Regions from separate parts of the Homo sapiens genome. Here all the other regions are linked to region 3. A link is a contact called in ENCODE Hi-C or POLR2A ChIA-PET data. All regions are on one chromosome and are shown on one strand. Each heading gives the region's core, a stretch centred on a gene start or an enhancer-like site at or near the end of the contact. The rest is flanking DNA. Distances are from core to core; before and after follow the strand shown. Region 1 overlaps LOC124909489 (a long non-coding RNA gene). Region 2 has its middle 74 kb from the start of POMGNT2. Region 3 holds the start of ANO10 (anoctamin 10).

The links. Hi-C counts contacts between places; a loop is a spot of excess contacts on that map. ChIA-PET counts read pairs that join two places held with the same protein, here RNA polymerase II (POLR2A). Pooled maps may share reads with other maps.
Region 1: a loop to region 3 is called in a map of B cell, with 5 times the contacts of the local background. The contact joins the enhancer-like site here to the promoter of ANO10 in region 3. A Hi-C loop is called at or near these places in 1 of 168 maps with a recorded cell type or tissue (B cell), 5 of 37 single-sample maps with no recorded cell type and 4 of 50 pooled maps. POLR2A ChIA-PET finds 5 or more read pairs at or near these places in 1 of 52 experiments (PC-9).
Region 2: a map of endothelial cell of umbilical vein shows a loop between it and region 3 (2.0-fold over the local background). The contact joins the enhancer-like site here to the promoter of ANO10 in region 3. A Hi-C loop is called at or near these places in 1 of 168 maps with a recorded cell type or tissue (endothelial cell of umbilical vein), 2 of 37 single-sample maps with no recorded cell type and 7 of 50 pooled maps.

What each region holds. Positions count from the first base shown.
Region 1 is chr3:44,043,543-44,048,085 of GRCh38, forward strand. The region is part of intron 2 of LOC124909489 (a long non-coding RNA gene); the gene reads left to right. Among named protein-coding and RNA genes, the nearest start is that of MIR138-1, 68 kb to the right of the region's middle. RefSeq lists an enhancer at 2,441-2,680. Within about 2 kb of position 2,494, at least 5 of the 41 ENCODE cell types and tissues checked have a DNase peak (open chromatin) inside an H3K27ac peak, as active enhancers do; they include PC-9, where a contact is called at or near this core.
Region 2 is chr3:43,177,732-43,182,344 of GRCh38, forward strand. No RefSeq gene overlaps it. Among named protein-coding and RNA genes, the nearest start is that of POMGNT2, 74 kb to the left of the region's middle. RefSeq lists enhancers at 1,326-1,620, 1,386-1,680, 2,387-2,446, 4,079-4,128. Within about 2 kb of position 2,505, at least 16 of the 41 ENCODE cell types and tissues checked have a DNase peak (open chromatin) inside an H3K27ac peak, as active enhancers do; they include endothelial cell of umbilical vein, where a contact is called at or near this core.
Region 3 is chr3:43,619,453-43,623,468 of GRCh38, forward strand. ANO10 (anoctamin 10) reads right to left here and starts at 2,559. Exons shown (of 13, transcript NM_018075.5): 1 at 2,457-2,559. RefSeq lists a silencer at 2,273-2,772 and enhancers at 2,828-3,480, 3,481-4,016.

The DNA of each region.
Region 1 (4,543 bases), core at 1,244-3,743, 420 kb after region 3:
GATATGATGAGGGGATTTCGCTGGGTTAGGAAGCTAACTCTGGTGCTTCTGAGTACCTAGAAGCGGGCAGTAGAGAGCAGAGCACCAGCTGTCCTCTTCTCCCCACGTGGCTATGTGTCCAGGGCACATTAAATGATGGGCCAGTCCTACCAAGGGTAACTCCTACCTTCTTGCCTCCCACAGCCGCTAGACACAGCCCTGCTTTTGGTATAGGGACTTCATGGAGTTGAGCCCTTTCTGCAGCATGGAGAAAACCTTCCTCAGAGTTCCTACCTGTTACTTTCCTACAGACTAGAACATGCAGAGAATTCCAGTAATTTCCAACCCATAAACCTCACCACCCTGTAGCCAACATGCAAACCTCCCTTCTTAGTGTCACCGAAGCATGCCACTCAGAATGGCAGATGGCAGGTCATTCCAACCAATAGGCGTGGGTTTCTGGGCCAGAAACTCTGAGGAATATGCTGCCTTTTCCTTAATGGCTATAAGGACAGGGGAAACCAGAGAAGTCGTTTTTGTGGTATTTCATGAGCATGCACGGTGCTGTTATTTTCCTGGTTTTAACATAATAGGACTTGTTGCTTTATGTTTTCATATATTCTTCTTGAGAAATCAAAGTCATTCTTTGTATACAGTGGTTTCCATTGAAACATTATCCAGCACACATTTCTAGACATCTGTAGTCAGTTTCTCAAGGTAGTGTTCAGTTATGATACCCATAAAAAGTGAGACCCCTTTAACTTGGTTCTCTCCAAAGCTTAAACTCATATTGTTCACTATAACAGATGTCCACAGAGTGTGCACCATGTCCAGATAGCTGTGCTCAGCACTGGATTAATTCTGATCAATTAAAAGGTGATTCTGCCCCATTATTAATGATTTAGAATTTGATATCTTCATATAGAAGAACAAAGATTATATTTTAACCTATCTTAGCAGATACATTATTTTTGGGTATTTTCTTTTTTCACATTGGTAATCTTTTTTTTTCTTTTCAAATCCAGTCATGCTTTAAAAAAGTAAGGAAGGAGGCCAGGAGCAGTGGCTCACGCCTGTAATCCCAACACTTTGGGAGGCCAAGGTGGGCGGATCACCTGTTAGGTCAGGAGATTGAGACCATCCTGGCTAACACGGTGAAGCCCCGTCTCTACTGAAACCCCGTCTCTACTAAAAATACAAAAAATTAGCTGGGCGTGGTGGTGGGTACCTGTAGTCCCAGCTGCTCTGGAGGCTGAGGCAGGAGAACGGCGTGAACCCAGGAGGCGGAGCTTGCAGTGACCTGAGATCTGGCCACTGCACTCCAGCCTGGGCGACAGAGCGAGACTCCATCTCAAAAAAAAAAAAAAGTAAGGAAGGAGACTCTGTGTCCTACTTAAAACCACCTCTAGTTTCCTCACTGCCTGCAGGGTAGAATGAAAATGCCTTAGCTTGCGTGGTGCTTCCCAGGCAGGCAACCTTTTCCTTTGGGCCTAAGCACTTTGGACTTGTCACCCTTCCCAGTCACACTGTGCTTCTGTGCACCCCACGAGCTGATTGCTGTGCTGGGAATGGCCCTCCAGCCCCAGCTGCACAGGCTGACCAGTTCCCTCACCCATCACTACCTGGCCCCAAGGGCCAGGCCCCCACCGAAACCTTTCTGCACCCATGTTAAGCATTCCTCCACAACCTCCTGCAACGTGTTCAGACCCTCGTGAGAGCACCCTAGGTTGATGTTCTCTGCTCACCTTCTTTTTTTCTCACTGGTCTGTGAGCTCTTTGAAGTTAGAAGGCATCATTACTTTCATCTGTCTTTCCAGCATCTAGTAAAAATAAATAAATAAATAAAGCCTCTAAAACAAACCACTAGAACATATAGGCTTACGTCTGTACCTCAATAATGAACTCCAGGCTATCAAGTGATCATTCGTTTGCTCATTCATTCTTCAGCAGAGGGACTGTGTTCTTGCTTTCTGCTAGCACTGGATGTTAGATGAGGTGCTGGGAACCCCAGACACTCTTAGAGCTTCTACTTGGCAAAGATGGAATTGAAGGTTAACAGACATTTTATGAGACTTGGTTTTGGAGTCACATTAGTTTAGGGTTGATTATTTTTTAAACTTCTAATCTCCCCAGAATTGAACTTAATGAGCTATCCCCTGTCACTCAGAACTTGTTTGGAGGAACTAGAAAACCATGCAGATTCTCAGCATTTTTTATTCACGATTTTAAAGGCAAATCTGGATGTGGCATTACACCGAGGTGTTTTTAGCTTTCCTGAATGTCCTAATTGACATCAAATTTTTATGAAAACATTCCAAAACCTATGATTATTATTACTCTGACCACTGTTTATATTTGAGTGCTGAGCAGAAAAAGAAGAATCACCAAAGCTTTTCTATTTAGTCATCTTCTAGACAAACCATATGAAAAAATAGGGAAGTGCTTCATTCGCAGAGGTTCCTTGGCCCTCAGCCAACTGTGAAGTCCCCAGTCACAGCCACCCTGAGCCTCTCTGTGGGAAGGGACTTTCAGCCCAGGAAAGAATGAGTTCCTGCTGGTGACCTGCCAGGTGCAGATGGTTGAGTCCACTGTACACATCTGGTTGGGGGTTTCCAAGGTGCTGGCTGGTGGAGCCCTTATGCATGCGAGGGGGTGAATGGTGGAGATTTCTGGATCCCTGCCCAGGAAGCCTCCCAGGTAGCAAATTAACATCAGCCATATTATGCTGGCCACTTTTTTCTCTCTGGTGTTTAAACTCTAGATCTCCAAAGTCAGGCACACACAAGATAACCCAGTGTGGTACAGGAAAAATACAGACCATTGGACTAGAACAGTTCCATTCTCATACATTTGATAATGGACTTAACATGTAAGTATACATGCACCCACTTTATGAATAAATATGCGTAAGTCTGTGTTATGATTAGTCTCTTTTACCATTGAGGTCATGTGCTCAAACAAGTTTAGAGACTCCTTTGTTAGCCAGTCACCATTAATATAGAACAGAAAAGATTAATTTTTGGTGGAATGGATGAAAATATTAAGAGGTTTCAAACTAAGTATCAATTTTATAATCAATTGTAGAGATTCCTTTGTTAGCCAGTCACCATTAATATAGAACAGAGAAGATTAATTTTTGGTGGAATGGATGAAAATGTTAAGAGGGCTTCAAACTAAGTATCAATTTTACAATCAAGTATGATAATCTTCCTTGCAGCATTGTATGGTATGTTGGTGTGAACTTGGTAGCCCTTGGGTTATTTCCTGCAGAAGTCTAAGGGTGTGAGATGTAACATTTTCCGTATATTGTTAGCCTCTGTATGTGCATAATAGAGTGAAGAACTTCCTGAAGGGGGTACAACACAGCTAGTGTTATCATTCTATATCCAAAAATGGCAGAGGGAGAAAGTCAAAGGGACCACCATTAATATTTTGCTGTTTCAGTATTCTTTCTATAAGTATTTGCATACATTTTTGGTTTACTAAATTATGATTATGTTGAACAGTGTTTTATAATCCAGTTTTTTTCACTGTGTATTTTTCCTTGTCAAAGGGTGAGAATAAGACAATAGATTCATGATTGTGAAGGTCATTTTCGGTGGTTCGACCTCTTAGTTCTGAGACTCAGCCCCTGGAAAGTCTGCCCTTGTTGCTTGCACTTGCTTTGTAAATCCAAAAACCCAACTGCTTTGCAGGCAGAACTACAGCCTCCACATGCACCATGATTCAGGTAGACCAGGAGTGCCTTCTCCTTTCTGTACTAAAAACACCTGAGAAAACCATATTGAGAGGAGAAGGCTTTGAAAGATGCATAGACTTGACCTGAACCTGGAAGTCCTCCCAGCCAGGTGGGACCTTAGGATCCCCAGGCTGAGCTGTAACCAGCTGTGCCAAGCAATGACCTACTTCTTCCAGTTCCAAGTTCTCCATCAAAAGAATTCTGACTGCTTCAGAGAAAATTCTTGTCCCTCTACCCCCACCACAGACATAGGCACTAGGTAATATTGACATGTGAAATAAACTTCCATGGGTATCCTTTGATTCCAACAAAACTAAGAACAAACATCTTGGATATGAAAATAAAGCATGAAGGTACTTAGTAACTGCCACCAGTATTAATAGGACACGATTAATGGGAACCACTAAGGGCCATGGCATAGACAAAGTAGGCTGCCCACCATGAGCAGTTCCCTGGCAGTCACCAAAATTCACCCCCTTTCCCACTCCAGCAGGCTCGTCGGAATGCAAGGGATGTGATTATATGGGTAGACTTGGCAATGATATTTTTAGAAGCCAATCTTATTCTTAAAATTTTAACACGTTATTACCTCTTATTAGTTTCAAGTTACTGTGTGATACAGCACTGTGCCTAAAAAATCTGGCTGTGAATGATATCTTCTGATTACTGGTGTCCACTGCTGATTCTCTGTAACCAGTGAAACCTGCTCCATCTCCATAGGGGAGGGCTTAGGACCTGGAGAAACCTTGCTAGATTTCTGCAACCTAGCTGGGGTCCAAAAGTATTGTTAGCATCCACATTTTTTATATACCGTTCAGTTAACAG
Region 2 (4,613 bases), core at 1,255-3,754, 440 kb before region 3:
CGGCTGGAGCATGCCGTTTGCTTCCTATTCAGATTCTGACAGATACACAGGGAATACCATATGCTAACTTTTGTGTGCTTAACGGTGGTGGCAGCATGAAAATACATATTTGAATCTGCATAAAGAAATACTAGAAGAATGCATAAGAAGCTAATAAAAGTAGCTTCCCATAGGGGTATGGCAGAGGGACTGGGTGAACCAGGGTAGAGGTGGGCAAGATTTCCCATCATATCTAATTTATATTATTTTGATTTTTGAACCATGTGAGTGACTACTTATCAAACGAACTTAAATTGGAAATAATCTGTTCTACCCCTAAGTCTGATGATTTGGAGGTAACCAGTTTGATGCTGTCCAGACCTTTTACCAAGGAAGCTCCCAATTTTCTTTTTCTTTCTTTCTTTCTTTCTTTCTTTCTTTCTTTCTTTCTTTCTTTCTTTCTTTCTTTCTTTCTTTCTTTCTTCTTTCTCGCTCTCTCTCTTTTTTTTTCACTCTGTCGCCCAGGCTGGAGTGCAGTGGTGCGATCTTAGCTCACTGCAGCCTCTGCCCTCCAAGTTCAAGTGATTCTCCTGCCTTAGCCTCCCGAGTAGCTGGGATTACAGGTGCCTGCCACCGCACCTGGCTAATTTTTTGTATTTTTAGTAGAGACGGGGTTTCACCATCTTGGACAGGCTAGTCTTGAAATCCTAACCTCGTGATCCACCCACCTCGGCCTCCCAAAGTGCTGGGATTACAGCTGTAACCACCACGCCCGGCCGGAAGCTCTCAATTTTAACTCAAAAAATCCACAGCACCGAGGGAAGCAGCTCCTCCAAGCTGGCTGCATGAAGCAGGGCCACAGCCGACTGTCCCATCTGCTTCCCTGCTCCTGCCCTCCTAGAGCTCTGGCCTCAGCCATGGCATCCTAGAGATGGTGTTGCGGGGTTTGTCAACTGACCAGAAGAGAGAGCAAAATTAAATTACATATGAAGGTTGACTGTGGAAAACAAGAGGAGCCAATGTTGAGTAGCAGCATCTCAGTGAGACAGATGATGGCATTGCTTATGGTAACCCTCATCTTGAGAGGGGCTGTTCAGTCTGTGAGGTGCACCACTGGAAGCTTCCAAAAGGCCCAGCAAGACCCATTTCTGTGGCTGACTTGCCATGTGAAACACCCCAGGCATGTGGCCTGCACCTGGAGATGCCACACCCATGCCACCACCACCGTCACCCCGTACACCTTTTGTAAGTGTGCCCCCTGGGGCCTGGCACCAGAGACACACAGATCATGAGCGCAGAACCATACCTGGAGAGGCGCCTCCTGCAACATGAATATTCAACCTCACAGAGAATTTTGACCTTTGCTATTTCTCATTGGCTTTGTGGAATAATCAGAGGAGCCAGCGTGAGAACAAGGCTGGCATTCACAAAGCTTAGCTCTCATTTCCTCATTAATCCTCCGAGTCAGCATTACGAGGCAGGGAGAGGTCAAACACGATTATTGCCTTCATCCAGAACGGTAGGGTAATGGCCTGCCCTGTGTCATGCATGAGTCACAAGCAGAGTGGGGTCTAACCGTGATCTTTGGACCTTGGCTCCTGATTGCAATGGGAAGGTAGAGGTCACAGATGCACAGATTGGCAGAACAGTTACCTGAGCAGTGTGACTTCAAGTTCAAGGCAAAGATCTTCCTCTATGGTTCTGTCTACTGTTGCCCAAGTGGCTACCATTGGTCCTCCTTTGGTGTTAAGCATAGTTTACAGCCAGTATTTCCTAAATGGCCAGAATAGTTCATGGCCAATATTTCCCAAGTGTCTTGGACCAGGGGCTTGCTTTTGGCACTCCTGGTCCAAAATATTTGGGAAATACAGGCCGAGCGGACAGCTGGAGCTGCCTGAAGCATCGCTCCTGGGCCTTGGTAAAAACATCACCTCAATCTGTTCAAATGTTCCCCAAGCTCAGTTCATCAGTCTGGCTGAGTCCTGGGCAGACACGTAGGAAAAGTCCATTTTACTTCGGTAGGAGGGAGTCGCAGATGGCTCTGTGGAGAGATGGGGCCCACCCATCTCAGAGGCAGAAATGAGAGCAGGATGAATCCATGTCTGGGGCAGAAGCCGTGGAGGGAGACAAATGGCATGCAGGTCCTCCAAAAGCCAGCCAGGGGCCCCCTAGGCCGCACCCTGCCTCCAACTCACACTTAGCTTTTGGTGAAAGGCTTTTCCCTGTCTCTTCCAATTATTGCTCTTTTACCTTGTGCTAGGCTCTGGGATAAATCATTTTCATGTATTCTCACAATTTCCAGTGAAAATCTGACACTCAGAGAGGTGAACTGCTCATGCTTGCATAGCTGGGAAATGGTTGAGGTGGAATTTGAACTCCTGTCTGGCTGGAGTCTAAATGTTCCTGCTTCTCAGAACATTCCTATACATTTATTCACGGACCTAAACAAGTTGTGGGGAGGGAGAGGAAGAGGAATGAAGGGGACCAGCTCCGAGGCAGAGAGGAAATGGTGAGGTGGAGACACAGGAAATCCTGACTGTGTATGTATATGCTGTCAGCACGTAAACTGAGCTATTTTAAGGTCAAGGCCAGGGTGCAGCCCAACAGAATTGCGAAAGCAAAATGTGTTTGCTTCTGCAGTTGGCTTTTTAAATACATTTTTCTTTATTAATTGGAGCACTGGTGAACATCTGGGTCATCCTAAATTAGGCCTTTGACATTTGAAAAAATAATCTCAGGTAACAGAGTAAATGGTTCAGGCTCTGTGGCCAGAAGTCTCCTGGTCTCTGACATCCAATCTGTTTCTGCTCACCTGGTCCCTCTTTTTAATAAACTTGCTGGAAAGAGCTCCAGAGAAAAGGGGACCGTCCTGAGAAACTGTGGCCGAGCAAATGCAGCAAAAGACAGGTCCAGCAGAAGTTGGTGGCCACAAATCCAGCAGCCCCTGCAGACAAAGTCCTTAGATAGTTGGGCTCATGTGACTCTTCTGCATACCCCATGGGCAGCATCTGCAAGGGGGTCGTGGGAGTTCTATAGCCCTGTGTGCCCTTTAGGGCGTAGGATCCCCCAACCCTCCACCAAAGCTTCCCATGCAAGTCGAGCTCAAATGCCCACCAATTACAGCCACTGTCACTCCCAGCTCTGGCATGCTAGGTGACCTTGAATAAGTTACTTAACTTCTCCATCCCTCTGTTTTCTTATCTGTAAGATGAGTGTGATAATAACATAAGTGACCTTATGGGGTTGTGATGGGATAAAATGAGACAATACAGGCAAGGCGCTTGAACAGTTCGGGGCACACTGAGCACCATGCAAGCATGTGCGATTCTTCCTTGTTCTGGCTGTGGAGAACATGGGGGAGGGAGGATTGATTGCACACCTTCTGTGTGTCAGAGGGTTTCCACAGATGACCTCTAATGCTTCCTATAATCCCTTAAGAAAGGGGTCATCACCAAAGTTTACAGTTAGGGCACCAAGTCTCGGAGGGGATCAGTAACTTTGCCTAAGGTCACAGGGTTTGGAGACACGTGTCAGGGTTTGTACTCACATAACCCTGACTTCAAAATCTATTATCTGAGTCATTCCACACCTCCTCCCTAAACCACACCTGGCCCGAATTACGTGTAACACCTGCTCAGATGGTTTGGTGATTAAACCGCAGCCTTGGGGGCAGGATCTGGGAAGCTGGACCATGCTCACTCATGACTCCCCGGGATGGGTCTTTTCTATCATTCACAGTTCCCGTTGGTGGCCCAGTGTGGAGTGACCAGAGATGTCACGTTAAGGGAACTGAAAAGTGAGAACAAAGCTAGAAGAGGAGATGGGATCTTGAGGGCAGGAAGGGACACATTCCAGCAGAAACATTCCTGTGTTTTTGGCCTGGCTTTTCACCTGTCCCCCAGGAAAGCTGGCCCCAGGCAGAGTGACACGTGTGAGGAGACTCCTAGGAAAGTCACTCCCTGTGACCGAGGCACCTCCCTGGGCTGGTCCTTGCACCTGTCATCTCATGCACTCTCTACGGGAACTAATGATGATGATTATGCATTTTATAGAGAGGTCACTGAAGCGCATTAAAGTGAAACAAGTTGCTCCAAGCCACACGGCGGAGGAAGATTCAACCTTGAGTCTGGGGTTCAAAGTCTCTGCATTTTCTATGACAGATCCCTTCGCGATAGCAATGGCGCTGCTCGTATAATAGATAATATGTGATAGGGCACTGGCCAAGGCTGGGCTTCTATCAGGGACAAACCCAGGGACAATAACCTATGGGTTATATTCTTTTTATTTTCATTTATTTATTTTTTAATTTTAATTTTTTTTTTTTTTTTTGAGAAGGAGTCTCGCCTTGTCACCCAGCCTGGAGTGCAGTGTCACAATCTCTGCTCACTGCAACCTCTGCCTTCCAGGTTCAAGCAATTCTCCTGTCTCAGCCTCCCAAGTGGCTGGGACTACAGGCGCACATCACCACACCCAGCTAACTTTTGTATTTTTAGTAGAGATGGGGTTTCACCATATTGGTCAGGCTGGTCTCGAACTCCTTACCTCAGGCGATCCACCTGCCTCTGCCTCCCACACTGCTAGGATTACAGGCTTGAGCCACTGTGCCTGGACATATTGTCTTTTTAGACTCTTGT
Region 3 (4,016 bases), core at 1,309-3,808:
CACATCTGGGGAAGCTAGGTGAAGGGCATAAGGAAATTTGTACTATTTTTGCAACTTTTTGTAAATCTAAAATTATTTCAAAACAAGAAACTTTTTAAAAAGAGCCTCTTCCAGGGGCTGGGCACAGTAGCTGAGGCTTGTAATCCCAGCACTTTGGGAGTCCATGGGGGGTGGATCTATTGAGCTCAGGAGTTCAAGACCAGCCTGGGCAACATGGCGAAACCCTGTCTCTACAATAAATACAAAAAAAAAGAAAAAAAAAATTAGCTGGATACGGTGAAGCTCTCGCCTGTAGTCCCAGCTACCCAGGAGGCTGAGATGGGAGGATCACCTGACCCCAGAGGTCAAGGCTGCAGTGAGCTGTGACTGCACCACTGCACGCACTGCAGTTTGGGCAACAGAGTGAGACCTTGTCCAAAAAAAAAAAAAAAAAAAATCCTCTTCCACCCAAAATTCCGTAATTTCCTAACACATACACACAAAAACTCATACACATTAAAAATAACAGTTTTGGATTCACACATGACATGAGATTTATTGTGAGCTTTTAACCATTAAAACAAAGGTTTACTGCTTATAAAAACAGAAGGCTAGAGACAATTTAACTGACAGATGAGAAAAAGGCTTAGTACAGCTCTCATGCAAGCCATGACAAATATATCCATTTGAGGAACACTGATTTTTCACCTCCAAGCACAGTACTAGGCACATAACTAAAACTCTAATATTTAAAAAAAGAATGAATCCACATGATGAATGATTATACAAGCATTTTCAAAGATGTTTAAGAAGAATTTGATCCACAAAAATGCTAAGTGAGAAAATGTAAGGTGGAAAGAAAAAGCAAAAGTATGAAGTAATATAACAATATTACCCCAATTAGGTAACAATACTACCCTAATTTTGTGTACATTCATATACACAAAAATACAAAAATTAGGAAGAAATGCATCAAAATGTTATTACATGTGGCAAAACTACAGATTTTAATTTTCATCCTTATAATTTTCTCTGTCTTCCAAGTTGTCTACAATGAAAAAAGTTGGCCAGCACAGTGGCTCACGTCTGTAATCCCAGCACTTTGGGAGGCCGAGGTGGGAGGATTACCTGAGGTCAGGAGTTCAAGACCAGCCTGGCCAACATGGTGGAACCCCATCTCTACTAAAAACACAAAAATTAGCCGGGCATGGTGGCAGGCGCCTATAATCCCAGCTACTCGGGAGAATCGCTTGAACCCGAGAGGCGGAGGTTGCAGTGAGCAGACATTGTGCCACTGCACTCCAGCCTGAGCGACAGAGCAAGACTCCGTCTCAAAAAAAACAAAAAGAAAAAAGTTTCAGTGGGTTTAAGTGCATTTACACACTTCAATTTATCAAGACTTTTCTATGCCCTTCCATTATTTTAGATCTTTCAAATTTCATTCATCTGCAACTCTACGATTCTTTCAGCAACAGCTGTTCAGAACAGATGATTTACTTTCCATAGCGAATTTTAAACTGTTTATCATGCAGAATGGGCCCTTAGAAAACATCTAGTCCTCTAGATTTGTATGACTTTAAATTAAAAGTAGACACTACAAAGTGGATTTAACCGCTTTAAACCCCACAGGATTAGATTTAAACTCCGCAGGATTTAAGGCAATATGATACAACTGTGTCTTGAGTCTGAATAAACCTCAGCTGCACTTTTTAAGTCTGGGATCTCCATACACCGTCCTGCTGGAATATAAGGTTTTACAGAAGGCAGCGCACACCAATGCTGGTGCTGTGAAGGCACCCACAAAATCAGACGCTGCCTATAGGGGAGAACCCCATTCCATCCACGTTTCTCAGGTGTCCCAGGCACTAGCCAGACAGGTATCTATTATTTAAACTGTACAGTATGTCCCAGTCAAAAGCCTGGAAACTCAGTCACCTCGATGTGAGCATTATCCTGCAAGCCCGCTCCGGCCAAACCTGCTTGGAGACAGCCTAGTCCGCCCTGATCCCCGGACTGCCCGGGAAGCAAGAACCCCGGGACCCGCGAGCTGACCCTTCTAAAAACCACCCTTCACTCCGCTCCGCCGACCACCCCACTCACTGCCTCCTTCCCCAAAGCGCTGAGGCCCCCAACATCCTCCATCCTGACTTCACCAGCCCCAAATTTCCGCCTCACCGCCTTTCTCTCAGGACTCAAACCCTCGCCCCAGACCCATAATCCCCTCCACAAACCTCTCCCCTCCCCTGCGACCGCCGCTCCCCGCAACACCTTCACTCGTCCCTGCCCCCACAGCCCCCGCGCCCATCCTGGTCCCACTTCCCATCCCCAGGGGTGCTGGCACCGGGAGGCGGCCCGGGAACGCAGGGCGGCGACCAGGCGGAGCTCCTGGAGCCTGCAGCGGCCGGGGCTCTGTGGCTGCAAGGGGCCGGGCTCTGCTGCGGACAGCTGGGGGGTCCGAGGTGCCCTCCCCGACTCACCAGCCGCCGCAGCGCTCCACGTCTTCGGAGGCGGGTCCGAGAGCCGGCGAGAACCGGAGGCCGGGCGAAAGAGTGCTCGGTGCGGGGGGCGGGCCAGGCCAGTGGGGCGGGCGCCGCCGAGCGCTGGGCGTGGCGGACGCGGCGGGGCCTAGATGCGGTCACACGCAGGGGGGCGGGGCCGCGGCGGGAGAGGCGGGGCCTCACTGGGCGGTAGCTCCGGGAGGGGCGGAACTGCGGTGGGAGGGGCGGGGCCTCACTGGGCGATCGTAGTGGACGAGAACCTAGACTGGAACCGGTCCGAAGAAAAAAAGGCAGCCCTCATTGGGCTGTCGCCTGGAACAGGAGACCAGGCCGGGAGAAAGGGAGGGGCGTGCCTAACGTACTGTACCACCCATCGAAATCCGGACGGCAGCGGGAGAGGCGCGGCCGAGAAGGCAGAGGCCTGGTTGGGCTGTCACTCCGAGCCGGGGCGGCATGTGGCTGGGCTCTCCAACCGCGAGCGGTCGGGGCAGGGGAAAGGAATACGCCCCTTCACATTTCCCTCTTCCATCTCTTAAAGACCAGAACCTAATTTTCTGGTCACTTTCAGGTATAAGAACAAGTCTCATTTTAACTGTAGCTCACTTTCAAGTTGTGAAAAACGCAGATCCTTTTATAATTAAAACCTAACATCCAACCACAGCCAAATCCCAAAACCCTTGCTCCTCCTAGAAATCGCCAGACACCTTTCCACCTCCAGGCTCAGAGTCTGCCCCAGCCATTCCTTCTGCCCAGAAAGCTCTTCCCTCGGTTGGCTGCTTGGCTCACTTCCTCACCTCCCTCAGTGTTTGCTGGGCTCTCACTTTCTCCCTGAGGCCCTTTCTGACCATCCTACTTAATACCTGTTCTCATCTGCTCCTCACCCCACCATTTCCTTACCTGCTCTCCTATTTCTTCTGTCCACCACACTTTTTGACTTTTTGTTGTTGTTGTTTTGAGATAGAGCCTCGCAATGTCACCCAGGCTGGAGTGCAGTGGCGCAGTCTCGGCTCACTGCAACCTCCGCCTCCCGGGTTCAAGCGATTCTCCTGCCTCAGCCTCCTGAGTAGCTGGGATTACAGGCGCGCACCATCATGCCCAGCTAATTTTTGTATTTTTTGTAGAGACAGGGTTTCACTATGTTGGCCAGGCTGGTCTAGAACTCCTGACCTCAGGTGATCCGCCTGCCTCGGTTTCCCAAAGTGCTGGGATTACAGGCGTGAGCCACCGCGCCCTGCCGGCTTTAAGTGTTTTTAGTTACCCAGGGTCTACCACAGTCTGAAAATAGGTGAGGCCAGAACAATAAGATATTTGGAGAGAGAGAGAGAGACCATATTCACCTTTTATTACAGTCTATTTTTATAATTGTTCTATTTTATTATTATTCATTGTTGTTAATCCCTTACTGTACCTAATTTATAAATGAAACTTTATCATAGTATGTATGTATGTGTAGGAAAAAACATAGTATACATAGAGTTTTATACTATCCTCAGTTTCAAGCATCCACTGTGGATCTTGGAATGTATCTCCCACAGATAA